Regions from separate parts of the Mus musculus genome. Here all the other regions are linked to region 3. Evidence: chromatin loops called from intact Hi-C (ENCODE). Cell type or tissue: left cerebral cortex. All regions are shown on one strand. Links, peaks and the distances in the headings refer to the core of each region. The heading gives the core; the rest is flanking DNA.

Region 1 (10,708 bases), core at 2,427-7,426, 460 kb after region 3:
AAGATACTGTGATCTATAGATCCAAAGTCCTCAATCATTCCACTCCTTTACACAGGGTTTATACACAGGGTTTTTAAAACAGGTCTTGCTGTGTAATTCCCTCTGGCCTGGAACTGACAGGAATCCTTCTGCTTCAACTTCCTAAATAACCAGATTTCAGGCCTGCATTGCCATGCCCACCCCTCTCATTTGTGCAACAGCTCAAATTCCTGGAAATCAGCCATAGCATCTTCTGCCTTTCCACTGCCTACTCCCTGATTGTCACAAGTTGCTACTGGATGCAGACATTTACAAGTGCTACCTTTTAAGAAGATAGATGAGCTGAAAAAGCCATTCTACTTACTGTCTGTATGACAGAGGGCTGGTTGTTAAGTCTCTCTGTTTCTCGGTCTCTTCCCTCAGAAACACGGAGAAATGACAGTGTTCCTGTCACTGAATGTGCATGTAAATTACACAAATTAATCTGAATGAAATATTTAGAACAAGCTTGAGTGCTCTTGACAATGCTGAACTCAGTGCTGTGTGTGTCATGCATGTGTCATGCATGTGTCATGTATGTGTCAAGCATCATACAACACTCTACAGAACACTAACAGGTCTTTTGACTGCAATTGTCAGCTAGAATTAAACAATAATGTGGCCAAATGGCAGGGGCTTGTAATCAGCACCTTCCTTATTAAATATTTTTTAATTACTTACTTGTTTTGTTTGTGTGTATATGTGAGAGGGCATGAATGTGTATATGTAAAGGTGAAGGGTTCTCTCCTTCTACCATATGAACCCCCAAAGTCAGGTCAGATTTGGTAGCAAGAGCTTTTACCCTCAGAGCCACCACACCAGCCTGCAAACTTTCTGAACTAGTAAAGGATACTTACTTTTTAAATTATCATGTCCAGAAACTAAATTCTCATCTGTTTTTTTTTAACTCACCTAAATAAAAGAAAAATAAAACAATCTGACAGGAAAGAAACAGCTGCCATAAATGGTTCTCTCTTGTACTTCCTTGGAGTGTTATGCAAGCCCTACATGCCTTCTGATTGATCCAATCTTCTCAGAATTATGAAGAACAATCCTCCAGATAATCAGTCACTTGGCTTTCTCACCACTGGGAAATTCCAATTTATTCCTAGGGACAAATATCACTCTCAAACTTTTCTAATGGAAGAAGGCATCAAATAATAAAAATGGGTTAATATACACATTGGCCCCCCAGTGTTAGCAATTAATTACCTTTCCCTGGCCATCCCCAACTTGAGTGACTGCTGTCTGCAGCTGCTACTGTAAATCTAGATAAATCTATCTCATCCTGATTGTTCTTTTGGCTCTGACATTTTTTATTAGTTCTTTGAGAGATCATACAATGTGTTTTGATCCTACTCACTTCCTCCCCAGCTCTTCCCATATTCATCCCACCTTCCCCACTCAGCCAATTGTGTATACTTTTTTAAGCCTCCAAGAGCAATCTGTACTGCCTAAATACTCCTAACTGTGTGATCTTCCGATGGAGAGTCATTGACTTACCAAGGGTTCTATATATTCACTGATCTCTAGACTTCTTGCTTGGCTTCCAGCATCTATAATGAGTATATCCAATACAACTACTGCTTGTTATCCTTGGGCTAAATTCATATATTTAAATCTATACTTTTGAACTTGGAAATAAAGATAAGTGACCTACAGTAAAGAAAGTAAAAGAGATTCATAGTAGGGCATGTTGTCTGTTACATTCTGTTCCCTTCCATACTCCTCAGAGGCAATGAAGACTCCCTGCTAACCCTAGCATCCTCTCAAGTAACTTAGCTTGGTTCAAATTTGGTTGCTTTTCAAATAGCATGACTATTTTTAGGTATTTTTATGTCTAAAAGTAAAAAATGACATCCCCCATGGTAAAGGCACTTGTTGACCTGATGTGATTCCTGGGAAACAAGGTGAAAGGAGACAGCCAACTCCTACACATTGTCCTGTGATCTCCATATGTACACCATGGTGCATGAACCATATAAAAGCACCCACCATAAATAAATGGAATTATATTTTATAGCCATGTCCTATATCTACAGACAGCACAACTGACCTATCAGCATCATGCATCTTTAAGAAGAAAATGCAGTCAACTTCCTACTGTGTGACAAGATCTGCTCTCGAGTCCAAACAGTCCCACTGATATCAGATCCAAGTTTGATACTCTCCTTCCCCTAACTCTGTTACAAACATTAGAAGAACCCAGTGATTATCCAAGCATCTCAAACTAAAGATGGAAATAACTAAAATTAAGTAAGTGTTAAATATTACCAACCAAAGTAATTGAGTACCCTTAACCTGAACTACCTTGTCAATCCTGATGCCAGATAGGCAGATATCTTTTCAATGCCTTTACCAATGACTTTCTATTCTTTCCAATCCTTGATGTATGAATCTTTTTTTCTTCTGTCAAATCTGGCTATCAATCTTCATTCTCTAGCACATATATACTTATTTCAGCACCTGACCTGACAGGTGCTAAAAACCAAAAAGTCACTGCAAGAGCAGGATGAAATCTTAACCACTGAGCTACTTCTCTCTCTCTCTCTCTCTCTCTCTCTCTCTCTCTCTCTCTCTCTCTCTCTCTCTCTCTCTTTCTCTCTCTCTCTCTCTCTCTCTCTCTCTCTCTCTGTGTGTGTGTGTGTGTGTGTGTGTGTGTGTGTGTGTGTGTGTGTGTACATGTTCAGGTTGTATGCCTGTGCATGCTCTCCATGCTTACGTAGCAAGCATTTAACTTTAGCAAGCAGAACATGAATAAGCCATAGTCCCAGCCCTCTCCTTCAGAACTCCATGCATCCCTTTGCTTTCTACAAAATAAGAAACTTTTATAATAGTTCCACTTCAACTACCTTTTAAAAAGTAGGAGATATAAAACTCCAGTCTCTTTTCATGGCTTGATCTCAAATTTGACAGAAAGATAAGCCAATCCCTCACTTCAAGAAAAAAAAATCCAACACATCACTCTCACCAAAAAATAAAAATTGGGTGTGAATTTTTATAGCCAACCAAATCAAATTAAACATTTGTGTCCTATCTCTCTGATTTATCTCCCAAGAAAGATCTAGCAGTCTTAATAAAAACAGCCACTAACTTGGATTTCATATGATTTGAGTGTGTCCACATAGCTCCCAAGTGACAAAGATATATGATTTGGAGATATTTGTTCTAAAAGGAAAAATACACCATGAAAAAGAACACTGAATGTGCTTGAGGCAAGACCCACGGTCAGCTAGATGGTGGGAGATGTATACCATCAGGATCCACGCTCACCCCCTCTCTTATTGATATAAGACTCCTACGAACTTGCCCCTTCCAATTTCACTCATGTTCTATGTCCCCCTGTGAGCAGCCATGTTGGCTAAAACTAAAACGTCACAATGATGGATCACAACTAGATGCTCCATCTGGGGTCGCCTAGATGCCTGTGATCTATCATTATGTGAAAAATTCCCTTCTCCCTGGACCTGGGAAAGATAAAGAAGATAAAAGTCACACATTATTGTATGTCCTGTTTTAGCTAAAGAAACATGTAGCCTTCTTTAAGGCATCATGGGACTCAGTGGGGGCATGTGAGCCCATGAAATGAGCAAACTAAAATCTTCTCAGCCCTAGGGCTGGTTCCTCTTTTGTCTGGCTTTTCAGGTATACAATTGTGCCCCAAAAAAGAAACACCTAACACCATTTAACTTAAACTCTACTTCATATCTGTTCCCTTTGTGCTTGAACTCTTCCCACATTCCTCCTCTTCCGCCAGAATCACCCAGATCCTAATCCACAATGATCCCTTGGGTTCCTTGCAAATGGTTCCATTTCATTTCCAGCAGGAGCCCTGGGGAAAGGCTCAACTCTATTGCTTTATCTCCAGTGAATATCAAATCACATTTCACCACATAAAACTTAGAGAGACTTTTATCGGCTTTATTAAAGCCGTAAATTTTTATTTTAAAGCCTGCCAAAGCCTGTGCTCCTGGAATCCTCTAAGAACAAATTAACTTCTTGTCCTTGATGCTCAGCTTAGTCTTCCCCAGCCAGTCAGACAAACAGGATGCTCCAGGAGCAGCATGTGGGGAATTGGCCTGTACTTCCAGATAGCTCAGTGATATTTCTCTTTATACTATCTAGGTTCAGACTGAGCAACATGGTACAAATCAAAGTAGAGAAGCAAACAGCATGTCTAAAAGCTGTAGGTCACGCAACATTGTTGGAGGCTCTGGTCTCATAAACATAGAATAGCTACTTTAGATTGCTTGCAGTTTTCTACCCAGGAACTCCAGCTACATGCCTGCCACTCCTGTTCCTTGTTCTGATCTCTCCTACCTTGTTGTAACATAGGCAGACCCATTCTGGACTGGATTCCCCGATGCCTCGCTCCTTCTTACCCTTAGGTCTTCTTGCAGGGTCTTTCCCAGCCAATGAGACTCCTGAACACAGAAGGACATACTTTTTTGAAGGTATTTTCTTACCTTTTGAGTCTATCATAATTTATTCTCTTTATCTTCTTTTCTGTCTTCTGAAATTCAATTTTTTTTTAATTTCAATTTCTCTTCTTTGGGGCTGGACAACTGAAGAGATGTGGTTGAGATCACTTGCTGCTCTTTCAGAGGCCCTGTGTTAGGTACACACAGCACCCATATCAGGTAGCTTACAACCACTGGTAACTCTAGTTCTGAGAAATCAGATGCCCTCTTCCATCCTCCATTAGATACCCACACACATGTGGTATACACTCACAAAGACAAATACATATACCCATAAACAAATATCAAAATAAATCTTAGCCAGGCAGTGTTGGTGCTCACCTTTAATCCCATCACTCAGGAGGCAGAGGCAGGTGAATCTCTAAGTTCAAGGCCAGCCTGGTCTACAGAGTTCCAGGACGGCCAGGGCTACATAGTGGGACCCTGTCTCAAAGTACAAAAAAGACAAGACAAGACAAGACAAGACAAGACAAGACAAGACAAGACAAGACAAGACAAGACAAGAAAATTTTTAAAGAAAAATTTAAAAGTCTAAAAACTTTTAAAAAGATTTCTTTCACTCCTGTTTCAGTGTGTGAGTGTCTGTGTGTGTGTGTGTGTGTCTGTGTGTGTGTCTGTGTGTGTGTGTGTGTGTGTGTGTGTGTGTGTGTGTGTGTGTGTTGCATGTGGATGTAATCCATGAGTGTACCCACTGAAATCAGAAGAGCGTTTCATCTCCTGAGACTGCAGTTAGTGGTGGTTGTGAGCCATCTGCTGTGGGTTCTGGGAACTGAACTTAGCTCTTCTACAAATGCAGCAAGTACTCTTCACCACACCCACTTCTCTGGGCCAAGTCTCTCTTTCTCTCTCTCTCTCTCTCTCTCTCTCTCTCTCTCTCTCTCTCTCTCTCTCTCACACACACACACACACACACACACACACACACACACACACACACATCCTGGTCTCAATGGACCCTAACCTTCTTATCCCCTTCAAACTTTGCGCTCTCCTTCTTTGCCTCCATCTCACCAGCAGATGATGCTCACCATCTTCATCCTCGTGCCCTGGCACCTGCCCTGGCCTTCTGACCCTGAGAAGGAATCGCTAAGGCAGCTCACACTGAGAACAAAGTGATAGCAAGTTACCAGGAAAGGCAGAGTGTGTGTGCTATGGTGGTGTTCTAAGGTAGCCAAACAATAGCTGTGTGGCTATCATAACCCGCCTGTCCCACCCATATATTATCCGTCAGCCTCTTATTCCATTTATTCAACTAGCTAGCCAACATTTTAGAAAACTGAAGCAATTTTTTAAAAATCTAGATAAAATGTACTCCTAGTTGACATTACAAAACCAGAGTTCTTTTTATTTTTTTATTATGTCTATTTACTGATTGTGTGTGTGTGTGTGTGAAAGAGAGAGAGAGAGAGAGAGAGAGAGAGAGAGAGAGAGAGAGAGAGAGAGAGAGAGAGCACCACAATACATCTGTGGCAATCAAAGGACAACCCCCAGGAGTTGTTTCTCTTCTTTCTAGGTGTCAAACTCAGACCATCACGCTTGATAACAAGCATTCCTCCCTAAGGAGAATTACCATTCTCCCTACCCCCAAAAAAAAACTATAGTTATGAAGCCTAAATAAAAATCCCAAATGCATGCAATTTCTTAGTATTACTAAAGAAATAGACTATGTCATCAGCATGGCCAGCTGGTGATGATGAGAATGCCCAACATGGAGATACTTTCTTCTTTGCTAGTTGTAGATGCTAACACTGAGAGCACAGAGCAGTGGGGTTATGTGTGTATCCCCTAAGCCTTTGCTTAGGTGCTGTCGGTACCCAGACACCACACGAAATCTGTGAGTAGAAAACATTCTAAACTATCAGTTGAAGCTGGGCATGATGACTTCTTCCTGTAACCCGTTCAAGAAGAGGCAGGAAGATCAGGAATCCAAGGCTAGCCTTGATTACAACCACGAGTTCAAGGCCAGCTGGAGCTACATGAGGCCCTGAATCAAAACTAAAATGAGTTAACCAGTATATAATGCACAACAAGCCATGTTTTGAATTACATTTAAAAGAAAAGTGTGGGCGGCAGAGCTGCTGGCCTGCTTTCTTCATTGTCATACATTACAGCAGAGAGCGACTGAGCCAACTCTCACTAGATAGTTCCGAGTAAATTATTAAATGGAATGAAATCCTGGAGGTCCTCAAAACCAGGTTAAATTTGGGACTCTGTCTTGCTATTAATCAGAAGTCATTGCGAGGCTTTCAGCCAGAAAGCTATATGATTTGGTTCCGTTTAAAAGCCCATCTGGTGGCAGAATAAGGAAATACAAAAGCATGCTGGGCGAGTACAAAGCTGTGTCGCGTCGCTACGAAAATAGAGCAACTCTTCTGGCTGGAGTAGCAGCCACCGGGTTTGCAGGGAGGAGGGCTGATTTCACAGGAGTTTTCCAGGGAAAGCTGCTTTTAAACTTGGTGCAGATGACAACAAACGTTGACAAGCTGTGCACATGTGAAATATTTATGTGTGGCACAGTATAGAAAAGATTTCAGTTCTTGTTTTTTAAAGACTTCATGAAATTGTACAGTGTTTGTGAAGCTTGGCAGCTCCACCCACTTTAGGTGCTAGTAATAACACAATGTTCCTTTTATGGGTCGATCTACACTGTGTGTTCCAGTGTCTTCTTTGTGTATGTCTCGGGGGTTAGGGGAAAGGAGAGGACTTTAACATTTACCCTTTAATAGGTCACAACAAGGAGATGACTTGGTACTTGGACAAGAACACTGAGTTGTCAAAGGAGCTGAGAGGGTTAGAGCAAGGGATCCGGTGGTCAAGACATCGATTAGGCAAAGGAGTGGGTTTCACAGCAAAGACTGTGTGTGGGGTTTTCTGTGTGTTGATGGTGATCTGCAATACTGACGTAGATGTCTAGCAGGAATCTGGCTACTGAGGTAAGGCACTATAAGGAGAAATTGTTCCTAGAAGTTAAGACATAGGTTAGCAGTAGTTACAGGCTAACAGCCCAAGAGCCAAGTCTTGCCCTCGGGATACTTTTTAGCCAATGGGGAATTTTGAAATACTTTTTGGCTTAGCTGAAAACGTTTTCAAATGAGAGGATATCACATTTTAAAATTTAAAAATAAAATTTTATTTCAATGCCTCATGACAGTTGGAGATCTGGTAAGATGAAACCCGTGATCTCTCAAGCTAGTCAAGAGCAAGGTGAGTCTGATAGGAATGGTCCCAAGGTAGAACATTCTCTACCGGTCCCCACAAGGCCCTCATTCGGAGCTGTGCTCTCCGCACTGATGTTTACACTGGCTTCACGGCTATGTGGTTGCTCTCCTTGGAGAAGAACTAGGGGGAAATGAAATCTCTCTCACACTGCTCCCTCTATGGGGAGTCAGTTGGGAGTCAGAAAATTAAAGCTACTGAAGGATGAAGCCGTTCAAGGATCCTCCACTGCCGCATACCCTCCCTGTGTATCTGTCTGGTTCCTAGAAGCTGTTGGCTTTGGAGCCTCTGGCACAGTTTCAAAGTATAATCTGGACCACCCTTGTGATGATCAGCTGTGAGATTCACTGCCCAGAAGCGCAGCACAGATGGCTCTGTCTTGTAAGCTGACAGTGTTCCAGGGTCAAGCTAAGCTCTTCTTTCATCGTTTTCTTTAAGGCCATAGAAAGCTATGCCTTACATTGCACCAAATTGGTAGAAAGTAATTTATAATAAAAGTATATTGCTTGTATGCATCTACGCTAATGTCTATGATGATTAAGCTGTCTCCTGGCTGGTGAGGTGGTCGAGTGGGTTACAGCACTTGCCACAAGCCTGCGACAGCTAAATTCCATCCCCAGAGAACCCACAGTGTTGAAGGAGAGAACAGACTCTCCCAAGTGGTCCATGGAACTCCAACATACACTCTGCAATGCACATATGCCTGTACATGATAGATAGATAGATAGATAGATAGATAGATAGATAGATAGATAGATAGATAGATAGATGATAGATAGATAGATGATAGATAGATGATAGATAGATAGATAGATAGATAGATAGATAGATAGATAGATAGATGATAGATAGATGATAGATAGATAGATAGATAGATAGATAGATAGATAGATAGATAGATAGATGATAGATAGATAGATAGATAGATGATAGATAGATGATAGATAGATAGATAGATAGATAGATAGATAGATAGATAGATAGATGATAGATAGATAGATAGATAGATAGATAGATAGATAATAGATAGATAGATAGATGATAGAGAGATAGATAGATAGATAGATAGATAGATAGATAGATAGATAGATAGATAATAGATAGATAGATAATAGATAGATAGATAGATAGATAGATAGATAGATAGATAGATGATAGATAGATAGATAGATAGATAGATAGATAGATAGATGATAGGTAGGTAGGTAGGTAGGTAGATAGATAGATAGATAGATAGATAGATAGATAGATAGATAGATAGATAGTAAATTCCCTTAACAGTTTACCTGTAAGAAAGAATTCTAACTACTTGGGAAGCTGAAGCAGAAGTATCATAGTTTCAAGTTCTACATGGGCTTTATAGGATGAATTCAAGGTCATTCTTGGAAACTTAGTGAGATAATGTAGGGTAATTGGGGCCTATGTCCCGCTAGGGACCTCTCCTGGAGGTGTGACCTGGGAGTTTTACCCCACACTGGCATCAGGTGCTTATCAGGCTATGGCAAGTCGTTGGACACTGCTTGTGGGTGGAGGAGCATGGTCTGAGGTTCCCGGGGGACTGCCGGAGCTAGCTTGTGAGTCCCTGTTCCTGCAGGGAGGTTAGGTCATCTGGTTCTCAAGCTCTTGGGCACCCAGGCATCTCAGGGAGCCCCGGAAGAGCTGAGAACAGAGTGGGGCTCTGCAGGATGGATCTAGCCCCGAGTGGAAGGGGAAAAGAGGGGTGAGCTGCAGCTGGATCCCGCGGGGAGCAGTCATTGGTTTGTTCAGAGGGTGTCTTGGCTTGGTGGAGGGCGTAGCTGGGACTCTGAGAGGCCTTCTGCAGGAGATTAGAAGGTCAGCTCTTTAGGTGAAGGCCTACTGCATTGCTCCTCATGGCAGATCTCGATGAAAAGAGGCAGTCTTTGGTTTTAAGACATTTATTGTCATGGTGGAAAGTAGATGAGTAAAACCGGACCCCACTATCTCAGGGTAGGCCTAAGGTTAAATACCTTTTGCAGGTAGGAGTGCCTGGGAAGGAAAAGTTAATTGGCTAAGCCCTTCAGGCCTTTAGGTACCTTACTAAAATGGAGATCTGTCTTGAGCCTACATTAACTCTACATGTAGAGTTCACATCCTCTACATGTGGAGGGGCTTTGGACATTGTCTTTATGTGACTGAGAGCCACAAATGTATGGAGGGCTGCAGCCTTGTGTCAGGAGACTGGTGTCCAGGAACATAGCAAATCACCTTCCATCCCTCAGGGTCGCCGGGGTTTCCAGCCCGTGTTCAACCAAAAACCAGGCTGCCTTTTACGATCCTACAAGATAATGAAACCATCTTTCAAATATTAAGTGAAGGGGTGCTGGGGATACAGCCCAGTGGTAGTGCCCCTGTCTAGTAGACACAAGACCCTAGATTCAATTCAGAGTGACAGACAGACAGACAGACAGACAGAGACAGAGACAGAGACAGAGATAGAGACAGAGACAGAGAAGCAAGGGAAAAGACGGAGACAGGGACAGACAACTTGGGTAAGCTGACTAATCCTCCTGTATCACATGGTTAAATACCTAGAAAATCTATTTCTTGGATTTCAGGAAATTAATATGTAAAGCGCTTTAGAAAACGTTGTAAGGCAAAATGGAGTGGGGGGTGGGGTGGGGTTAACAAATGATTTTCATTGTTTTCTGGAGATAGCAAATAACCTAAGTTGAGTTGAAATGGTATCATCCAGAAAAATGCTCATCAGCTTCCTTCTGTGTGTTAATATTCTATTATAAACAGTTTAACATCGGTATTTAATAAGAACCTATTGTATAGGAAACTATTTCTGTGCTCAACTGCCCCTTCAGAGCTTTGTTTATTTTGCGTAAGTGTCCCATGGGGGGTGGGGGGAGCAGCCACAATTTTGACATGTTTTCCTGAAGAGCCTGTCCCTGAGATGCTAGGTGCATCTCATGGAAACTAGCTAACAATTCAAACACCATGTGTGTAACCCAAGTACTACAAATCCA
Region 2 (10,708 bases), core at 3,038-8,037, 820 kb before region 3:
GTGTGTGTGTGTGTGTGTGTGTATGTGTGTGCGCATGCGCATGCACATGTATGTATGTTTGTATGTATGTATGTATATAGTTCCTTCATTTCTCTGGATAACAGGGACAAGAGGAAAGGGTTTTGTACCACAGAACTGCAAGAAAACACATCCATAGAAATTGAAATGGAACCAGGATGAGATAGGCTATATACCCAATGTGGCCTGTGTAGTATTCAAGGAAAATTATTGTGTTGTCCTTTGAGGAGTTTGTCCAAGGGTTAGTTGAGGCTGGAGTTATTGCTGTCTGGGTGAGGTAAACGCCATACTGTAAGCAGTGATCTGTAGAGAAGTGGTTCAGATGCCTTGATTGAATCGGGAATCTGTGTTTACTGATGCTGAAGGTTCTTGCCTGCAATCAATAAAGATGCCAGTGGCCAGTTACTGGGTGAAAAGAATGAGACAGGGCTTTCAGGTTCCCATAGGCTAAGAGAGAGGAGAGGGCAGGAAGAGGAGGATCAATACACTTGGGACAGAGATGGAACAGATTCGGAGCTATAGGGGAGATCTTCCAAAATGTAGGTGGAGAGGAAAAGTGGCCCATGGAAGGGTAGCCTGAAAGCATCTTGGGCAGAAAGATCAATGGGCATTACAGAAGGTAACCAAGCAACTAGGCTGAGGGCAGAGTTAGAGATGTTGAGCTAGTAAAGGTAAGGACATGCTAGCCATGGAAGGCTTAGGAGAGCCCAGCCACAGAACCAGTAAGGCCGGTTAAAAATGAGCTAATGAAAATTATATGCCCTAGTACAGGGGAATGCCAGGGCCAGAAAGCAGGAGTGGGTGGGTTGGGGAGCAGGGTGGGGGGTATAGGGGACTTTCGGGATAGCATTTGAAATGTAAATGAAGAAAATATCTAATAAGAATAATTATGAAAAAAATGAGCTAAACTTTATTAGAGTAGTTGAGAGTCTCAAATCAATAGCCTTATGTTGCTACTGGTAGAGACAGAGACAGAGAGAGAGAGAGAGAAAGAGAGAGATAGAGAGAGTGAGAGAGACAGAGAGAAAGAGACAGAGACAGACAGAGACAGAGAGAGGCAGAGAGAAAGAGACAGAGACAGACAGAGACAGAGAAACAGTGAAAGACATAGAAAGAAAAAGACAGACTCTAGTAAACAGAGAGAGAGGAGACATAGAAAAACAGTGAGAGGGAGACAGAGACAGAAAGAGACAGACAGTAAGAGACAGAGAGAAAGAGACAGAGAGACAGTAAGAAACAGAGACACAGAGAAAGAGAGCAACAGAGACAGACAAAAAGACAGTGAGACACAGAGACAGAGAAACAGAGAGAGAGAGAGAGAGAGAGAGAGAGAGGTGGAGGTGGGGGTGGTGTCAAGCACAGGCACTCATTGCTCTTTGCTTCTTTGCTTCCTGGGTGTGGACACCATATGACCAGTCTCATCCCATTCCAGCTTCCCTGCTATGCTCGATTGTATCCCTGAGAACTGTAAGCCAAAATAAATTCTCCCATCCATGCTGTTGTCAGTTTTTTGTTTCTGTTTTTGTTTTGTTTTGTTTTTGATCATAGCAGTAAGGCAAGTAACTAATACAGCTAGGAAATGCAGCCCTGTAGAGGGAGCTGCTTCTCCGTGCACACACACAGGTCTTGCTGAATTTGTCATTTGTCATATTTGAAGATTTGTAATGCAGTCCTCTGATCCAAGTGATGTTAATCGATATAAGGATTTCTGGGGTCAGACTCTAGCTCTGCCACTTAGGACTGCATGTCTCCTCCAAGTTATTTTACCTCTCTGTTTTTTATCTCCTCATGTCCAAAGAATTGACAGGAATAGCCTGCTTTAGTCAACAGAGGATGTATTTAACAAATTTAAATGCTGAACAGTACCAGTAATTTAGAACAGATCTGGTGAGCATCCATCAGTTATCATAATGTGGACTCTGTAGCCTAGCATCCAAGTGGACTTAGATTGTCCTCTCCTTCTGCACTAACTCAGAAGTATAGTACCATCTCTGAGGGAGATGTGGGCGAGATCTGATCATGCAGAATTAAGTCACCAACCCAATCTATTTTGGGAGAAGGAATAGATTTTTTTTGAGTGTCAAATATCATAAAAATTAATAGATTTTTCTTCACTATAGGGACAAAGATAAGAGAGGTAATAGGCAAGTTGCTTTGCATACAGTAGGTGGGGTTATCTACAAGATTATATAGTGATACCTTCTTTTTCTGTTAGGAGTGAATAGAATATACTACAGATTATCCAAGATGCCCCATTTTATGTTTTCTTTTACTGAACGGTTAAGGGACTCAATCATACCACGTTTGGAAATAAAGTTCAATGGTAGAGTACTTCCCTAGCATGTAGCAGGCCTGGAGTTTGAGTCTATATGTAAGCATATATCCCAAGGCATCGATGTGACACTTGTGACAAGGTTGTATCACACATGTGAAATATAGAGCTTGTGCAGCAGTGTGGTGGAAACATCCCAGATAAGCTATCCTGATGACTACCTCGGCAATTGCACAGCTCCATAGCTTTCTGTGGATGAATGAGACAAGAAAATGCTCTTCTTCTCAAAAGGGTGGTCAGTGAGAATCTTTGTAGGACCCTCTTAATGTGAAATTTCTTAAACTGTTTGAAGCTCTGAGAGAGAGAGAGAGTATACTAAGAAGCGCTGTGTTACAGCACTGTTGTGTTAAAGCAACAACAATGCTCCTGCACTTGAGACAGAGAAACGAGGAAGTGAAAAGAGGCCAAATGCAACTTGTCACAACACCCAGCGGTTGCTGGAACACCATTTTGTCACGGGATGAGCTGTGGTTAGTTAAAGCAAGAGCAGCAAGCAGGCTCTCAATGGATAGGATGGTTGAGTTTGTTTAGGGCATGAAGGATCTGGAAGGTGTAGGTTAGAGGCGTAACTCAGTGGGGCCATGAGACACAGGCTGTGTTGTAATGGTGCAGAGGGGAGTGCCAATTTGTAGATGAGAAACCATCTAAGAGCAAAGCTAATGAATGGAAGAGTCTAAAAAAAAAAAAAAAACCCAAAACAAACAACCCCATATACTGTAGAGGATACCGAGCAAGAGAAAAGAGCAGAGAAAGATCTGGGTTTGGAACAGGCTGCCTGCTGTTATGAGAGAGCACAGGTCAGATACACACATAGTCACACTTTACGTAGCCACTGGAGCTGATATGGTGGAGACCCCAGAATCTGGGGTGAAGCAGACACTGACAAAGAGCTTTATCTAACCTGGGGCAAGTGATCCACCCTCCTCACGTCTCAGTTCCCTCTTTGGTAAAGTTGAGGTGGTGGTGGTACCATCTGAGCTGTTGGGGCTCAGACCAGCATCTCACACATGCTGATCACATATTCTACTACTGGGCTATATCTACAGACCTGCAATGCTGTCTCGTGTGTGTGGATGAGGTTGTGTCTTATATTACCTATATATAAATAGCACACAGTAAGTCAGCTAGTGCACCAGGGAATCCCAGTTGGCTTGTGAAACAAAATTCCATTACCTCCGTAGTAGGCTTTGAACAATTGTATTTGTTCTTTGAATTTATTTCATTGCAGCTAACATGATTTGCCTGGGTCCCCACCATCTCTTTCATTTATACCCATCATAATTCACATATTTATATAACCTGCTCCATGTGTGTGGGCAACTGAATTTGTGAATCTTCAAGTGACCGAAGAACCTACTGTCATTAAGCAAAGTTTGTCAGGAGTTCAGAGGTGTGTAGGCCTCCAATTCATTCTATGAAATGGCAGAACAGTTGTATATCACCTATGCATATCCTTCTGTATGCTCTCAGTTATCCTGAAATGAATTGCAGTACCAAAAAAAAAAAAAAAAAAAGGATGTAAGACTGTAGTTTCCAGGGACTAACAGCAAGAAAACACGGGAACATGATCAACGTACAGGTGTTCTTTTCCTCTGAATAATTCAGATACACAATTGATGGGATCTGCAGATAAGAGGATCTGAGCATTGAAAACAATGGTTCTGAGCTGTCAACTTTACCTAAAGTTTCCTCTCTAAAGTATATATAAACCTACAGTATATATACATTCACCTGTAAGTGTGCACAAACCTGATTCTAGATTATAAAGACAGCTTTTCTTATTATGCCTTTCCCCTTTTCTCTCCTTTGTAGAGGAGGAAAGCGCAGCAACATTGTCCACTAGAGGGTGTAGTGGTACTATGTAGATGATTTGTGAGCAGTATGTGTGTGTGTGTGTGTGTGTGTGTGTGTGTGAGTGAGTGAGTGAGAGAGAGAGAGAGAGAGAGAGAGAGAGAGAGAGAGAGAGAGAGAGAGAGATGTATTTTTCATAAATCTATCTTGAGGTGGCAGTAATATATGTGACTTAGAAACATCTGCATGAATCCATTGGGTAAGCAGTTAAAATGGTGAATTCCTGGACTGCATCATGGTTTCATGACTTGGGGGGTAGAAACCTAGGAATATGCATTGTTACCATGTGCTGCAAATGATTTTTGTGTAGGGTAAAGGCTGAGAGTTGCATCCCAAAGAAAGGAAGTGTTTAAGGAAATATTTTAGAGAACTAACCAGACACATAATCATAGCTTCGTATTAGTGATCCTATTCCTCCAGCTTTTTCATATTCTCCTGCAGGCTACCTGTGTCTGAGCTGCCATTATCATGGTAAAAACACAAATTAGTTAAAGATCAAATCAACAGATTAAACAAAGTTTCTTTAAAAATATTGGCTGTCCTGCTTTCTCCCAGAGGTTCTGCCTCAGGCCGCAGGTAGATTAGAAACTGTGTGGTGCTGTGTCCATGGGATGCTTACTTACGCACAGCAGATGCCTGTGTGTAGGCACACAGGAGAAACTGGATCGCATTTCTAACATGCACAGTTTCTCTTCCCTGTGGATTTAAGGACCCTTGGAATAGACACAGTCATGTGTCAGTTGACCATACTCCCCTCTGGAAGTCCATCTCCCATGTTGATTTCTGCCATGCCTGTCTCTTGTTCTTCTTTAGTGATTTTCCACAGCATCTGTGGGGGCTGCTCTGTGGTCACTTGGTGGTCATAACCTTGGATGTAGAAGAGATTTTCCATTTCCCAAGCAGACTGAAAGACTAGGAGTATTCGGAGACTGTTGGTTTCTTGGGGAAGATATTTTCTATATTTGCTGTAGCTGGGCTGAAACTCTGAATGTAACCAAGCTGGTCTCAAACTTGAAATAATCTTCCTGTTTCTACTTTCCAAGTACTGGGATTGCAGATATGTACCTCCAGGCCTGGTAAGACATCTATCTATCTATCTATCTATCTATCTATCTATCTATCTATCTATCTATCTATCTATCTTTTATTATTATTGTGTTACTTTTGTTTGTTTGATTTTTGAAACAGAGTCTATCTACATTGGCCTGGCTGCCCTGGATCTCACTGTATTGAGCAGCCTGGCTGCAGACTCACAGAGATCTGCCTACCTCCTGGCCCAATTTAAAAAGATATTTTAAACTGCTCACTTTTAATACCTCATTTTCTAGACAAAGAAACCAAGGCTTAGAACATGAAACTAAGGTGACAGATTTTTTTTTTTTAATTCAGGAGCTAATGAAGAAATATCACAATGGACAGGGTTGTTTTAGTTGATGGAAAAGAAAATCACTGGTTGGGGTGGCAGATGTGAAATTTGGAGTGTTTATTAGATTAGGAGACTGTGTAATTGCACATCAATAAGAGATAATAGGCTTTGATGTTATAAGCTCTTATATTGCTTTTCAACGGCATTTCACTGTTGTTAAATATCATTCTAGAATATTCCTTTAGATGGCAGCAAAGAGAAAGGAAAGTCTCTTTATCCTCCCTACACACACTCACAATAAGCTCAATTCTATGGACACTCCTTTTGTCTATGCTTATTTTCATGAATCAAAAACATTCTTATCTACCCATCCTGTCTGGACTCAATGCTACCCTCACATCTCAATATTGCACAGAATTTAGAGAGTTTATTTATTTATTTATTCATTCATTCATTTTATTTTATTTTATTGGTAGAGAGTCTTTTAATCACTTAAGATTTTGAAATAAATCTGCAAATGTTGTGTTGGATCTTAAATGAAGCTAGTTCAGTTTTAATATGTCACTTATTGATTCAGGTTTCAGATCTAGTACCACTTTTAAATGAATAGTGTCTCAGTTAACATGTCTAAAATCAGTTTTAAAAGTATTTTGATATGATGTGTGACTTATTTATTCTACTCTCAAACAATGCACCCCTACTGGAATGAGTTCCACTTCTCAGGGCTGATTCTCAGCTCACTTGGTATTAGGAGTGGTGGTTAGTAATATTGTTCCTTGACAGAATGCAGGATCACTAAAGAAACAAACTACTGGGTGTGTCCATGAAGGAATTTCTAGATCATGGTAACTGCAGTGAAAATACCCACACTGAATGTCTCTGGCATCATTTCGTAGGCCGAGGTATTAGACTGAATAAAAAGGAGAAAGTGGGGCTGGTGAGAGGGTACAGATCACCTACTGCATTGACTGAGCAAACTCACTGATCTGAGTTCAATCCCTGGTCAAAGGTTGAAGGAGTAAACAAACTCTACAAAGTTGTCATTTGACCTCTACAAATGCTTCATAAGATACGCATGCATGCATGCATGCTTGCACATAGATGCTCATGAGCACGCGCGCACACACACACATACACACACACACACACACACACACACACACACACATGCTCTCTCACACACACACAGAGGCATGCATGTATGTACACAGGCATTCACACATGTTTGCATTAATAAGAATGCAATTTAAAACTTGATTATTCTTTATTTCTAGGAATGTGACTGACTGACTTATGCTCCCATTATCATGCCTTCCCTATCACCTTCTCTCTAACTTCAACTTATGAACCAAAACAAACCCTTCTCAAGATGCTTATTTTGTTGGAAATGGTTGTCTTGTCACAGCAACAGGAAGAGTGACTAATTAAGTGGGAGAAAAACGGGAAACGCTCACTTACATATGGGACAGACACTTTTGTGCTAGTATTGGCATCATCCGAAGGGGAACTCTGTTCCATTCTACCATGGTCAAACTCTTCAGGGAGAAATTGGTTTATAATAAGGACAGCCCCAGGAGGCCTCAGGATCTAACACAGGTGTGAGGAATGCCAGAGTGATTTCTCTGGGACTTAGAGAACTTGTGCCTAGATACTCTCTTTCCTATAATGGCCCCTTAGGCTTGCAAATTCCTGTGAGGAATTTTCTAAGACCTGGCAACATTCCCCTTCAATAACAGCTCCACTTTTCTGTCTAATGTTTAAGAGTAATCTTGGGGGCTAGGATTGTGACTCAGTGGGATAGCATTGGCTTGGCATATACAAGGCCCTGGGTTTAATTCTCCGCATGGAAGGTATAAAGGAGAAAAATAATACTTACTCGAGGAACACTTATTTTAAAGCACTTATTTAGTAGTTTATTACATTCTGTTCTTTCCAATTAGAAATTTTATGAAATTAGGTTAACAGTGTTTCCTTCTCTATGTCATTCATTCCTACTTATTACTACGGTTTACTATTTATTAATGAGTTTATTCAATAAGGAACTGTTTTCTCTACTGAAGCATTAGCTGTTGTAGATCACTAGATCCCATCTTGGTGGGAGAAATTACTGCATAGTCTGACCTTATTCTTATAATAGTTTTTAATTAAAAGAAAGCAAAACAAAACTAGAAAATCCCCAAAGATTTGTGTATGGTTGTCCGTGTTTAATCGCAGCAAACTCAGGAAACTGAGGCAGGAGGACTGCCTCAAGTTTGAGGCCAGTTTGGACTGTTATATGAATTCTAGATCAGCCTGGGCTACATACAGAGTGTGACCCTACCTCAGAAAAGCAACCTATCAGGGTGAGTGAGATGGTTCAGTAGGATAGGGTGTCTGCTGCAAAGCCCAGTGACTGGAGTCCAATGTCCCAATCCCACATGGCAGAAGGAGAGAACTGATTCTCATGGTCATTCTGACCTTGACACACGTCCAACAGCAAACATGTGCACATGTGTGCAAGTACACAAACACACACAAAATTAAAAACTAAAAAAATGGTAACCAGTGAAACTAACAGCAAACCACCAAAGAGGCAAAGTTCAATTACCAAGTTGAAAATGGAGCATGGTTCTTTGACATTTCTTTGTAAGTATCTCTGTTCTATTGAAGATCATAAATACCTTCTGATAGACTGTGATACAAGGGGAAGGGGCAGGGAATTTTAGAATATCTTAAACTGGGTAGTACTGTGTGGAACAGAGATTTGGCTGAGGATGTGCCTGAGAAGAAAAGGCCCAGGAAGAGGAACAAGTGTGCAGATGGCCATGAATGCCTTTGCTACTCAGTCAGCATCAAGGAGTACAGAGTTCAGGACTGATGTCGCCTGGCTAGTGGCCAGATAAAAGTGGATGGTATTCCGGGATGTCCTTCATACAATTCTTCTAAAGAAGTTTCACAATGACTACGTGACACAGAAACCGAAACCATGGGGGACACAGATGTAAGCTGACCTCTTCTGGAATAAAGCATGCAAATAGTATGTCTGTCCTTCCTTCTGAGGAGAAGAGGATGGGGAAGCAGAGGGAGGAGGCACAGCTGGGAAAGGTGGCAAGCCCTGCTTCAAGATGGCATTTTCTTTTTGCTGGTGCTGACCTCACCAAATGTGAGGTGAACTCTACAACCTGACTAGTCTCTAAGCTCAGAGTCACAGGAAGAGATGCAGGCCAGCCTGGATGATCTATGCAGAAATAGAAAATAAACTTCAGGCACTTGCAGGCGGGAGACAGGGATGGGAAAGTCTCAGGTCATGCTGGTCAAATGTGCTACAGTCAAGCAAATCTCCAGTTACATTGAACATGGGTTCTCTGGGTCATCAAAGGCCATTTGTGCAGCTGTGAGGGTGATGGGGACAGGAGGGGGAAAACTTCTAACTCCTACAGTATTCCCGAAGAGAGGATGTCCTGATGTGACAGTAGGTCTGCTCAAAGATCACTTCTGCTTTGGAGAACACGGATACTCCTAACGGGTAAACTCCCCTAACTTCCTGTCTTCAGACTAAGTGCATATTTTTAACTGCTCTGAGCCCTCTCACTTCCCTTCTTCTTATTTGTGAGGACAGAAGGTCCCTGTACAGTCCAAACAAACCATGCCCTTCAACTATTGACCCAATACTACTTTCCCATTTATTTTTCACTTGTCTCTCTTGGTACTGACTTCGCCTCTATCATGGAAATTTGTGTCTATGTCTTTTACAATGTTATCATTTTTTTTATCAACTGCCTATTCACTAGAAATAATTTATAAAACATAGAAATGTAAAACAGATAAAAATTACCCCTAATTTCATCTGCAATCTTTATCTTTGTATGTACATTCGAATACGCTGGAATATAAGCAATTCAAACCTTTTAAAATATTCTCATAACTCTGTGTCTCTTTGTTTTGTTTTCTTAGCACTTGAAGGATGGGGTGGGGATTTGGGGAGTTGCTAATGATTCAGAATGTAGAAAAAATGGTCCCTTTGACCTAAGAAGAGAGCAGAGAACTGCAGGAGAGAGTGAGCATATACACAGAGGGAGGCAGTGGTCAGAAGATGATAAGGAGGATAAACCCTTGCAGAGACAGTTGCGTAGGAAACAGTTGGAGAACAGACCAGCAAAGGACCACTCTGGGAGACAGTGTTAAGAGATGATCAGGGAGGAGAAACAAGGGACAAGGGACAGTAAGGCAAAGTGAAGAAGAAAGATAAATATGTATTTCATTTCATAAACAGAATCTACATTTAAATATATACAGATAGCTATGTGATAAGAGATCTGGAGGGGCACAACTGGGAGGGAAGAGGATCAGCAAGACAAGGAGGAGGGATGAGGGCAAGTAGTGAGGAGAGCACGTGCAAGCTGCAATCAATGGTTGGCGTATATGCATGGGAATGTCATAGTGAAACTCAGCATTTTGTATGCTAATTTAAAAGTTAATAAAAATTAAAAACAAGATAAGGACAGGATCTGCACAGGGCTTGAATCCCCTCTCAAAGACCTCCTGTCCTTTCCTAAGACTATTGTGTTGCGTCTCAAGCACATGGTTCCTCATTCTAGCAGAGCTCAGGAATGGAGTCATCCACTGGTTGTCTAACAGAGTATTTCCTTCCATGTTAGCATGCTTCTTCAAGTACATCTCTGCATGGCCAGGATGACACACCCTTTTATGATGCTCTAGGGCCTTTGTACATCCAGAGGCCAACCTGAACTATCTAGAGGAAGGCTTTGGAGATACTATCTCTATTTCTTATAAGGACATGCAAGAAATTAATAATGGGATCTACCTACCCATGCTTTCTGCTTGGATAGACAACAGCTTTATCAAGATATAATTGCTACATAGACTGAATGTATCAAATTGTAGACATTTATAGTTTTAACCTGTTTACTCACTTGTGAACATCAACACAGTCTGTTAAGCTAAACTCGAGGTCACTCTTTGTAGGCTTATGTAACTTTTGACATTGTGACATGGTGTCATTTGCAAACTTCATGCCTGACAAGCACACAATTGAGTTAAAAAAAAAACAAATATGGAAAAAGAAAAATCATGCTGTAAATTTGTTTCTGATTTTCATGTTGGGTGTGTACACAGCTCTCCTAGTCACACTGGTTCCATGG
Region 3 (10,708 bases), core at 2,341-7,340:
ATACTTAGGGTAGTGAGATGACTAACTCAGTAAAGGCACTTATGCCAAGCCTGACAGTGTGAGTTCAACCCCTAGGACCCATATGGTGAAAATAGAAAATTAGCCCCTGCAAGGTGTCCTGTTACATCCACACTCAAACTGTGATATGCACACACACACACACACACACACACACACACACACACACACACTAAATGTAATTAAAAATAAAAAATATACTTGCCAATATCCTAAATAACCCTGTAACTCCTGACTTTTGCTTTCATTGTACAATTGCAGAAGAAACCAAGGTGCACCAACTTTTCAACTGTATTTGGCTAGCCGATATCCATATCAAACAATACCCACAACAACAAGAGTAATGTTTTGTGATCCATAAGCATCCTTCAGGAGGAAAAGCCATAAGATGTATTCATGGAAAGGACACAAAATAACCTTCTGATTGGGTTCAAAATATAGCATTGCCTGAAGGAACATGAAGGAAATTTCAAATCATGGAGATGCTAAAATATCTGTTAAATCAACAAACTAGAAAAATGAAAGCAACGGGCCATTAACTAATATGAACTCCATGCTGTACAGCATCTCTTCTTGGAAACTTTCCAGCATTCTGACATACTATCTGTGATAAGGAGAGAAGACCCACATTGAACACAGGTAGCACCATCCCATCAGCTCAGGGCCCAGACTGAATAAAAGGGAAAAGAGATCTAAGTGGATGAGCACAAGCATTCCTCTTACTCCACTTCCTGTCAGCTTGATGAACCAGCCACATTCCTACTGTCCAGCTGTGAGTCGCTCGAACACCATGCCTCCTCCACCAGGATGGCCTGCACTCCTTCTAACTGTGAGCCAGAATGAACCTCTACTCACTTAAGTGCCTGTTTGATCCAAGTGAGGGAAGAGTAACTCCCACTGTTCTTCCCCATGATGACAGTGTCCCATCTGCACATCACTAGAGTCTGCTCTTGGCAACACGCTATGGCTTTGACTAACTGTATTCGTATTTTCTAGTGTAGAGTTCTTCTATAGTGAAACAACTAAAGTATTTGTGGCATATCTTAAAGAAGATTAGGGAAACAAACTCTAATTCAGGAACACCATTTTATCTTCAGCTTTTCAAAAAATAATATTGTACATCCTATCAAATATGTACTATTCATTTATGGGACACGTCTTTTGTGAAGACTTTCCTTACATATTACAGATACAGTCATAATAAAATGAGAAAACATTTTTAGCTTGAGGGTAGGTGGTAAAGCATTTTTAATTAAATTATTTTAGATGTGAAAAACAACTTTTGCTTTACATTTTTATTAACGTGGAAATGGATAAATATCATTTTTAAAGGCAATATCATTTATGTGAACTGAATCAAGTGTTGCAAAATGTTCTGCTTGTCATTGCCAGCTGAATGGGGGTGCACATATGTATGTGTATATGCATTTGTGTATGTGTGTGTGCACGTGCACACTTTAGGTCTATGCATATGCTTAAAGATAATCTGCTATCATACTATCAGATAGAAATAGTCAACATGAGCAACAGGTATTCAGAAACCTTATCATAGAATTGAGTGTGCTCTGCAACAAAGACACAGAAAACAAAGGTGGGAAAGGAAACCTTTAGAGGAACAGAGCCTTTTGTGACAAGAAGTCAAGACACAAATAATGCAATAAGCATTCTTTTTGTTTTTATTATCACAGAAAATAAAATGTTATGCTGATCTCAGCAGTCCTGGATAAAGGCAAGCTCTCTGGTCAAATTATCTGTCTCTGCACATAGCTTCACGTAATCAAACACTTTGTGTGCTTCTCAGAGGAGACGAACATGTAAAACCCAGAAAGAGCTCCCCTCAAATCAAAGTAACGCGCTGTGATAGCCTTCCTAGTTCTGTGACTCATATCTATAAATATGAGTCCTAGTAGCTCAGATCTCCCTACACTCCCAGTACATTCATTATTCCAATCATCCCCTATCATCTTTGCCTAGAAAAAAAAAACAAACAAACAAAACACAACACAAACTATTAGAAGGGGAAATCATAGAGGAAGAAAATATATTTTGATTCTCTGTCTTATAAGACCTTCATTAAGACCAGCTATCTTTAAAGAATACACAATAATCTAAAGGAAAACACTAAGCCTTTACAGACAAAACAGAATGATATTTGAATTGTAACTGGTCTTACCTTATTCTTGTATCCTGTCATTATCTTAAGGTCACTCACACCAAAATTTTATACCTAGAATCTTCTTAATGATAAGTGATTTTTCCACTTATCCAAGAATATGTATTAGCTATTGAAATTTATTTAATCTGTCCAACAACAGAGCTTTGAAACTCCTTCTTTTGCAAGTGTACCCAAAGTATCAAGATTTTATTGGTTTTCATATTCATCACAAGGTGGTTAGTGGGAGGCTGACAGAAAAAAAACACACGTGTTCATATGAATATCACCATTTTCTTGCGATATGAAAATTGGACTCTTCCCAAACAGCAGAAAATCATAGATAAAGCATGTGTCCCCAGGGCAAGAAGCCAGCGAGCTTGGGTATTGGTATGTTGACGCACAGGGTGCTACTCTCAACTAAGGCACTTGAGCAGTTTCTGAATTGCTTCAAGTCCACAAGGTGCACCACGGTAAAGATAGTGATGTATAACCTATTTATCCAGCAAATCTTTTCCATAGTAACAAAAGAAAGTGCCACGAAAACCTGGAGCTTTTAAAATTCTCACTGGACATAGCTCGGCTTCCATTCACTCTCCACAACAATACCCCAAAGAAGCGCATCAGAAAGGACAAAAGATCTACAGAGCCATTCTCTGTTAAGTTTCCTGTTTCCCTTTGCACCACTTGGTATAAAACTTGGGCATCTCTCTGTATTCGCCATCTACTTCACTTCCTTGTGCGCCAGAAGCCAGTTCCACACCTGGATAACTGCGACACTCACCATGTGAGCGCAGGACCCTTCCAGAGTCTAAAGTCCCAGCTCTCCACTTCCTTCAGCAGGAAAACAGTGACATCTCTCACCCAGCAGCGCTGGGCTGGGGAACCAGTACTAAACCCAACAGTTGCTGAGAGTCTGATTCAGGTTTGAGCGCATCCGCTTTAAACACAAGACAAAGGCTGCACTTGGTCTTTCCTGGTGCGCGCCCTTCCCTGGGTAACTGGTACTCTCTTTCTCTCTCCAATCCACCCTAAAGGAAGTCACTGAAAGGAATTGCTTTCAGAGGGGTGCGGCTGCGGGTGTAAACAGCGCTGACTTGTAATCCACCAAAGGGGAGCTACCAGGACAGCACCCCGCTGGGGAAGCCTAGCAGAGAAGCCTGCTTCTAGCGGCTTGGGTACCAATTTAAGCAGGGAATCGGGACCTCCTGTGCTGAACCCACCTGGGCAAAGTCACCTGCCGCCTGGGCTCCAAGCTACTGTTGTGCCAGGTCTTGTGCTCTGGAGCACGGACAAGCCTCCCAGGACCACAAGCCAAAGAGGACTCTGCCCAAGGCTGATCAAATGGTCTTTACAATCACTCACCGGGGAGGGTAAAGTAGCTCAGGCCGGCAGGCTGCGCGCAGCCGGCATCCCAGGGCAGTGGCATCCTCCCATCCTTTGTCAGTGGCTGGCGGTGCACTCCTCAGCTCACAAACGTGCAGCCCGGTGGCAGGCAGCCTGGCTCTGGCTCGGCTCCCCAGCCCTCTTTCCTCCTCTGAGCCTCCTCCCCTTCTCTGTCCCCCTCCACCAGCGGCACTCACTGGGCTCCCATGATGTCATCCAGTGGAAATCTGCCATGCTCAAAAACTGGAATAATCCAGCACTCACATGGGGAAAAGCAGAGCAGGAAGAAGACACAACGGAGTCTTTACTTATTCCTAGAACCTAACAAGAACCTGTTTAGCTGGAGTCAAGGACAGGACAGAGTAGAGACTTCAGAAAAGGGAAGAGTGGGATGCACATGGTGGAGGCAGAGCCTAGATAAAACAGTATTTTCTGTTCTGGTGACTTTTAAATCAATATCTAAATTAGTGGTGAAAGGTAAGGGTAAGGAGAAAGTTTTCTTGTCGTTTTTGTTGCTGATATCCTTCTCTTGGCTTCTCGGGAGCTGAGGTTCTGTGATGATCCCTGTGCTACAGGCAAGAGAATGAAGACAACCTCCTGGAACACTGGAGCCTGGTCTTAGCAGAAAGTTCCTCCTGTCAGTTCCTGCCTTGGTGATGCGCAGCAAAAGTTAAGAGGTGATGAAGGGTGGATGATCTAAGACAGGAACACTGGAAGACCACTCCTCTGGGATTGGAAGGCACCAGCAGAATTTCGGGCTACCTTGGTAATACTCCCCTTCCATGCAATCACCAAAGACTAGAAGGTACTCTAGGGACTAGGGAACATCCTAGGGCAGCCTCTCTTGGCTTCCCCAAGGGTTGCCATCTAGGAGGGACACAAGTCACATAGTGTTTAACAAAGGTGTGATGTTGTTGTTTAATGTTCTTTATAACATTCGTAGGAGTTATATTACGGGCATCAAATTGGCCAAGTAGCCTTAATACTTTCAAAGCTCCATCAGTATTAATATACAAGCACAACCTACAATCTGAGCCATATGCTTACGTGAATCTAGAACACACATGTATCAGAAACTCTTGCTGTTAAATATCAGACCCCTTGGTGCTAGAGAGATGCTGGGTGGTTAAGAGCACTGACTGCTCTTGTGTGGGTTCTGGGTTCAGATTCCTAGTAACCACATTGGGAGGCTTACTGTCCTTCACCACACCAGTTCCCAGGGATACAATGCCCTCTCTTGGAATCTGTAGGCACCTGCACATTTGATTCATAAATAAGCATTCAGATGCACACACATATGTAAAATTAATAACTCCCAATAAAACAAAAAAATGCAAGACTCTAACATCTGAGTTTTTTTTTTTCCTCAGCTATCTATGCTTCAAGGAGTCTCTTGACTTTTGCAGGATAACTTGCCACTTCTAACCCCAGGAAGACATTGGAGAACAGCAGCAAGCAGTGTTGACAATGAAAGTGTACCTCCTGGGCACAGCATCTAGACTCTATTCTGTAGAGGTACACCTGCTGGAGTAGCATTCATTACAAATGTGGGTACAGTTAGAAAGTCAGTATCTTTTGTAAAGAGAAAGAGGACTCCACATAGCAGTAACAGTAGCAACAACACTGAAGCCTATTCCCTTTATTAGAGAGGTTAGTTCATGTATTATGAAATTTAAAATTCAGTAAGGCTTCTCCCAGCAAAAGACAATATATTACCTGTGAAAAAGCCATACTGATGTTGGAGTAATAGCTCAGAGGTTATAAGTACTTACTGCTCTTGGGAAAGACCTGGTTTAACTTCTAGCACCCCCAATCACCTATATCCCCAGCTCCAGGGTACCCAATGACCTCTTTTGACCTGCACAGGCACTTGGTATGCTAATGTATACATACATACATGCAAGCAAAACACTCATAGACAGCAAAGAAAAACAAGCTTTAAAACAAAATGAGAACTTATTTTAAATAAAATATCCAAAAAAGTCTGTGATGCATATAGTTTGGAAATAACATAGTAAGTCTAAAAGGGTTAACTTTCACTTAGTCATTTGCAAATTGGAATATTTGAGGTACAATAGGCATCTTTAACATTTTCATTTTATAGCTATATGTATCCAATATCTTTGCTAATATCCCTACCTTTTAAATATAACATTGATAATTTTTTAGGAATTTCGTACATATATAAAATATATTTCAATCATAGTTACTCTACCCACCCCTTCTAACTCTTCCTAGATCTCATGCAACTTCCTTTTCCAGATTCATTTGTTTTTAAAAAGTCCAACTAAGTCTAATTTATGCTCATGGGTATTCTCATGGTTAGCTGGCCAATGGAGTCCAGTCAACACACCAGGGACCACCCTCTTAATGAAAATTGATTCTCCCTTTCCTGGAAGCCATAGATCCTCAATAAATTCTCAGCTAGAGATGGAGGCTCATGTTCACTTCTCCTAATTCTAGAATGTTGAATGTGGTTGGTCTTGTCTATGCTTTGTGGTTGTCACTACAGCTACATTACAGTCAATGGGTGCAATAATTCTGAGGTGACCATTAGAAACTTTTGTCCTGCCCGTCCCTGACAACTTGCTCTTACCATCTTTCTGCCACTGTTTCATAATATACCCATAAACCTGAGTTGAGCTAATGTAAATGCCCCATCTATGACTGAACTCTTCACAGACATTTGTTCTCTGGGCTTTGACCAGTTGGGAGCCTCTGAATAACCAGTGTCCTCTGAGCAAACATGTTTCTCTAATGACGATCAAGGTATTCACTAACCTGTGGGCACAGAGATGCATATTTAGAAAACAGTTTGATGCTATGTATACTTAGCAAAATTCTAGTAGTGTGTTTATAGTACTAACCATGAGTTTACACCTAAGGAGTGGGTTCTAAATCCAATCAGAAAGCCGTTAGTTATCCTTATAATATCTGAGCCATTATTGCACCCACAGGCACGCTTTTCCAGGCAGATCATTATTTAGCTCATAGAGTGCACAGCTAGATGAAGCTGTGGCTGACTCTCCTCACTCACCAGCCTACGGAGCACCTTCTGGTACTATGAAAGTTGCCCAGAGAAATGAGCTTTCAAGTTGCTGTCAGCTTGATTTCTTCAAGTCGTGTGACCAAATGTACGGTTTCTTTATCAATATGGTCTTACCATCAAGTTTTGTTGGGCAACCAACAGTGATATCAATGATCTACATTGTTTGGGGGGGTCTCTTGGATCCTTCTGATGAACAACTTTAAGGGGAAGGATCTGAAATCCAGTGTGAGGATTTTTGTCAGCCATAACTTTTAATGTTTTGATCTTAAGATATTAATGTATGTGTATCTCCTAAATTCAAAAGAAATATGAAATGCATGAGCAATTTCTAGAAACAGTTATTTTTCTAAATATCAAAATAGTGAAGATCATTGTATAAAAAGTCAGAGCAAGCATGAAATAGGTTAATGAAAACACTGAGTGATAAGAATTTGGGGTATAGACGGGCTGTAGTGGCATACACCTTTAATCCCAGAACTTGGGAGGCAGAGGCAGGTGGATTTCTGAGTTTGAGGCCAGCCTGGTCTACAGAGTGAGTTCCAGGACAGCCAGGGCTACACAGAGAAACCCTGTCTCGAAAAAAAAAAAAGAAGAAGAATTTGGGGGTATAAGTAACAGCTGTCTTTGAGATGAGAAAGTATTCCAGCTGCTTTATAAACATAATTAGAAGTGCTCATATAAGTACATTTTAGAAGGTCAAGTTGCAAACCCTGCCTCATGGATTGGTTTTCTGATGCCCCATCTGTCTTCATTTCATCTCTTTACTTTGCTCTGCCTAAGTATTGTTGGAATGAGTGCACAAGTACAGATACAAACTAGATCTGAAGACAAGAATAACCACACATACAAAAAAATTCCTTCTTAGCCCTGCTTTAAAAATAAAATAAAACAAAAAGCCCAGCTCCAGAGGCAAGGATCTAATACATTAGTATCTTAAAAATTAATACATTAAAAAAGCTATGCTGACAAAAAGCCTAGTACCAGATTTCAGATCCTTCCCCTTAAAGTTGGTGGTCAGAAGGATCCAAGGACAGGGAGAAATATCTGTCCAATTAAGAGCTCTGCATGTTCTTCTTGAAGACCAGTGTCTGACTCCCAGCACCAGCTTGCCAGCCCATAACCATCTGCAATTCCAGTCCCAGGGGTTCCACCACTCTCTTCTGCTTCTTCTGGCCCTGTATGCCTGTGGTGCACAGACATATAAGCAGGCAAAAGACCAATACACATAAGATAAAATTAAAAATATTAAAAAGATGTTAGCAAGCGAAGAAGCAAAAAACTGTAATCAGTGTTGGCGACAGATGTCTGGACTGAGTGTTTTCAGGTTCTTGACCTCTTATTCAAGCAACTGAAATAAAAACAAGGATTTCCAAAAGTAGCAAGGAAACTTTATTCAACAATGGTCTATGCCAGAAAGAAATACATTAGTTACAGAGCCCTAATTATTGTCCGAGGCTTTCTTATCTGGGGCTAATGAGAAGTAAGAGTTTGGTTCCTAATGGCTGTAATGTAGGTGCTTTTCTATTTTGATTGACAAATTAACAGTATAATCATCTATCTACTACACATGTGCCTTTTCATACTGCATCCAATTTTAAGCATATACACACAAATTACTTCTAGGCATGAGATGATAATTAATGGATTCTCCTTTTAAAAATCTAGGCAAGCACTATTTCTTTTGAAACAGAATCTCATTGGGTCATCCAGTCTAGCCTAGAACTGACTCAACATCCTTACCATAATGTTAGAGTTGCAGGAGTACACTGCCATGCTCAAGCTAGCCTGTATGTCTTACTTACAAAATAAGATGTATCCATATATAATAATTTATTTGGTCCCAAAGAAAACTCACTTATATGATTCTGTACTTCTTAGAGAAATAAAAATGCTGTGTTTTGGCATGACCTTCAATCTTTAATAGCTGAGCTTACTCTATACCTCAATAAAAAAAAACAAAAACAAAAACAAAAACAAACAAGCAAACAAACAAAAAAAAACAGTTCCTGTTTTGGTAAAAGCTAGACATGTGAGAGTGCCTATAAGCCCAGCACCCCTATAAGGAGACGGAGTGAGTCCCCAAATACCCAGCTATTTCAGTGTGTGCACAGTGGGAAAAACCACAAAGAGATCCTGTTTCAGAAAAGGTGAAAGGTGAGAACCAACACCTGAGGTTATCCTCGACCTCCACATATGAACCATGACACAGATTCACATACATAAATGTTCATGCACAGATATGTACACACAGCTACACATAGACTGTGAACATATACCCATGTTCTTTCCTAATCACAGTTGACCTACTTCATCTTTGCCTGAGAAATAACAGTTTTCATTCTGGTCTTTGTATTTAAATTTCCTTATAATGCTTAAGTGACATTTGAGAGTTTAACAACCTTTTGAGACTTTGATCATTGTTTAAAGGCAGGTGTGGTGGTGCATGCCTCAGCAGTTGTAAAGCAGAGGCAGGAGGATGTCCAGGGCAGTTTGAGCTACATGGCATGATCCAAACTCAGTTACATAGTGAGGCTCTGGTTCAAAAAGCCAAAGGGAGGAAAAATAATCTACTTTTTTTAGTGTATTAAGACTTTTTTTCCAAATGGCTGGCTACAACCCACTAAAAAATAAAATATTCAATTATTAGATTAAAAACTCAGAAGTATTCTAATTCATTACAAAATTTGCATCCAAAATCATAATAATCCTAACATATATTCTGATCTTGTTTAAATGATGACTATATCAAACGTTGACACTGAAAATTTAGAATGACTGTACTAACTCAGCCTCAATTACTGATGCTCTGCTATGCTGTTTCCAGCATGGTGCCTGGTTTTCTTCACAAAAGTAGCCAGTGATTTGGAAGAAAGGAAGGGGGAGGGAGAGAAGGAGGGAGGGAGATGGAAAGGGAGAGACAGAGACAGAGAGCTGAAAGATCCAATATTTTCCCTTATATCTTCTGGTCTTCCAACAAATATAAACTTTTTAAGCTTTTGCTTTATTTTAATTAATAGCTTAACTTATACCTAGTAATTTTTAAAACAAATTTTTACTGGAGATGATATTGATTAATGGGTAAACTACTTGATGTATTTGTCCTGAGTTCAACTCTTCACAACCCACATAAAACTAGGTATGGTAGTGTATGTGCAATAGACACCATATATGTCATGGTGCACACATTCCCGTATGCTTATAAAAAATACATCAACACAGATGTGCCAAGGAATAACTTTACAAACTGTTGATATATCATAAATAAAATGAGAATTTATATTGAAAAATTCATGTAACATGCCAAGTGGTGTGCAGTATTAATTATACATATTAGTCTGCATTATCTCCAATTTACCTGGTGCCATGGCTATCTTAAGAGACATGGGAAACGATACTTAGAAGAATTGCAAACAATGTCCACGGAACTAAACTAGCAACAAGTCAGATATAAGACTTGATTCTCCAAAGATACTCATCTGAAGCCTGTCTTCATAACAGCAAGTCTTAAGATGAAAATGTTGGGTGGGAAATAGTGGTATACCTTTGTGATGGCCAGTATCATCAACTTCACAGGATCTTGAGTTACTAGGTGACAAGTATGCCCGTTTGAAGCATTATCTAGATTGGGCTAATTGAGATGGAGAGGCTTGTCCAACTGTGGGTCTCAGCTTGATACCCCTAGACTAGTTTCTCAGGAGAAATATAGTTGAGCACAAAATTGTTCTCTTGCTTGCTCTTTCTCATCTCTTCCTCCTCTCTCTTCCCTCTCCCTCCCCTCTCTCTTATTTCTCTCCTCTCTTATTTTTCTCTCTGTAGATGTGTTCCTCTCTCTTCTCGCTGTGCATATGTGCCCCCTTTCTCCCTCTCTTTCCCCCACTCTTGTCACTCTCAATGATATAAGTAACTATTACACTGCCCACATTCATATATTTGTTTGTTTATATTCTATTTGGCAAATAATTTACTTTTGTAAACTTTTCAGCCAGTTGCTAAATTTATCACTAATTTTATTTTCATCATCCCTGTTAATTAAATATTTCAAATTATTTATAAAGAAAATAACTTGAAGAGAGTAAATTAATTTAACTTTTTAGTTCATCCTT

What was found. Hi-C counts contacts between places; a loop is a spot of excess contacts. Peaks named below come from ENCODE experiments on the same cell type or tissue, not always from the same donor. Only the 100,000 strongest peaks of a DNase experiment are listed, where the experiment ranks them.
Region 1: a loop joins it to region 3, with 4 times the contacts of the local background. A loop is called at or near these places in 2 of 42 quality-filtered maps.
Region 2: it touches region 3 in a loop (5-fold over the local background); 4 of 42 quality-filtered maps call a loop at or near these places.

Annotation. Positions count from the first base shown.
Region 1 is chr8:65,155,406-65,166,113 of GRCm38, reverse strand. No RefSeq gene overlaps it. Among named protein-coding and RNA genes, the nearest start is that of Smim31, 31 kb to the right of the region's middle. In left cerebral cortex, for the core only: CTCF peaks have their summits at 5,250 and 6,762; DNase peaks (open chromatin) are centred at 5,248, 6,756 and 7,341; H3K27ac peaks cover 801 bases.
Region 2 is chr8:66,436,460-66,447,167 of GRCm38, reverse strand. The region is part of intron 7 of Marchf1 (membrane associated ring-CH-type finger 1); the gene reads right to left. Among named protein-coding and RNA genes, the nearest start is that of Tma16, 45 kb to the left of the region's middle. In left cerebral cortex, for the core only: CTCF peaks have their summits at 4,164 (motif pointing right) and 5,810; DNase peaks (open chromatin) are centred at 4,196 and 5,847.
Region 3 is chr8:65,611,010-65,621,717 of GRCm38, reverse strand. Marchf1 (membrane associated ring-CH-type finger 1) reads right to left here and starts at 3,678. Exons shown (of 9, transcript NM_001293784.1): 1 at 3,536-3,678. In left cerebral cortex, for the core only: a CTCF peak has its summit at 4,800; DNase peaks (open chromatin) are centred at 2,611, 3,151, 3,727 and 6,587; H3K4me3 peaks cover 1,719 bases; H3K27ac peaks cover 1,815 bases.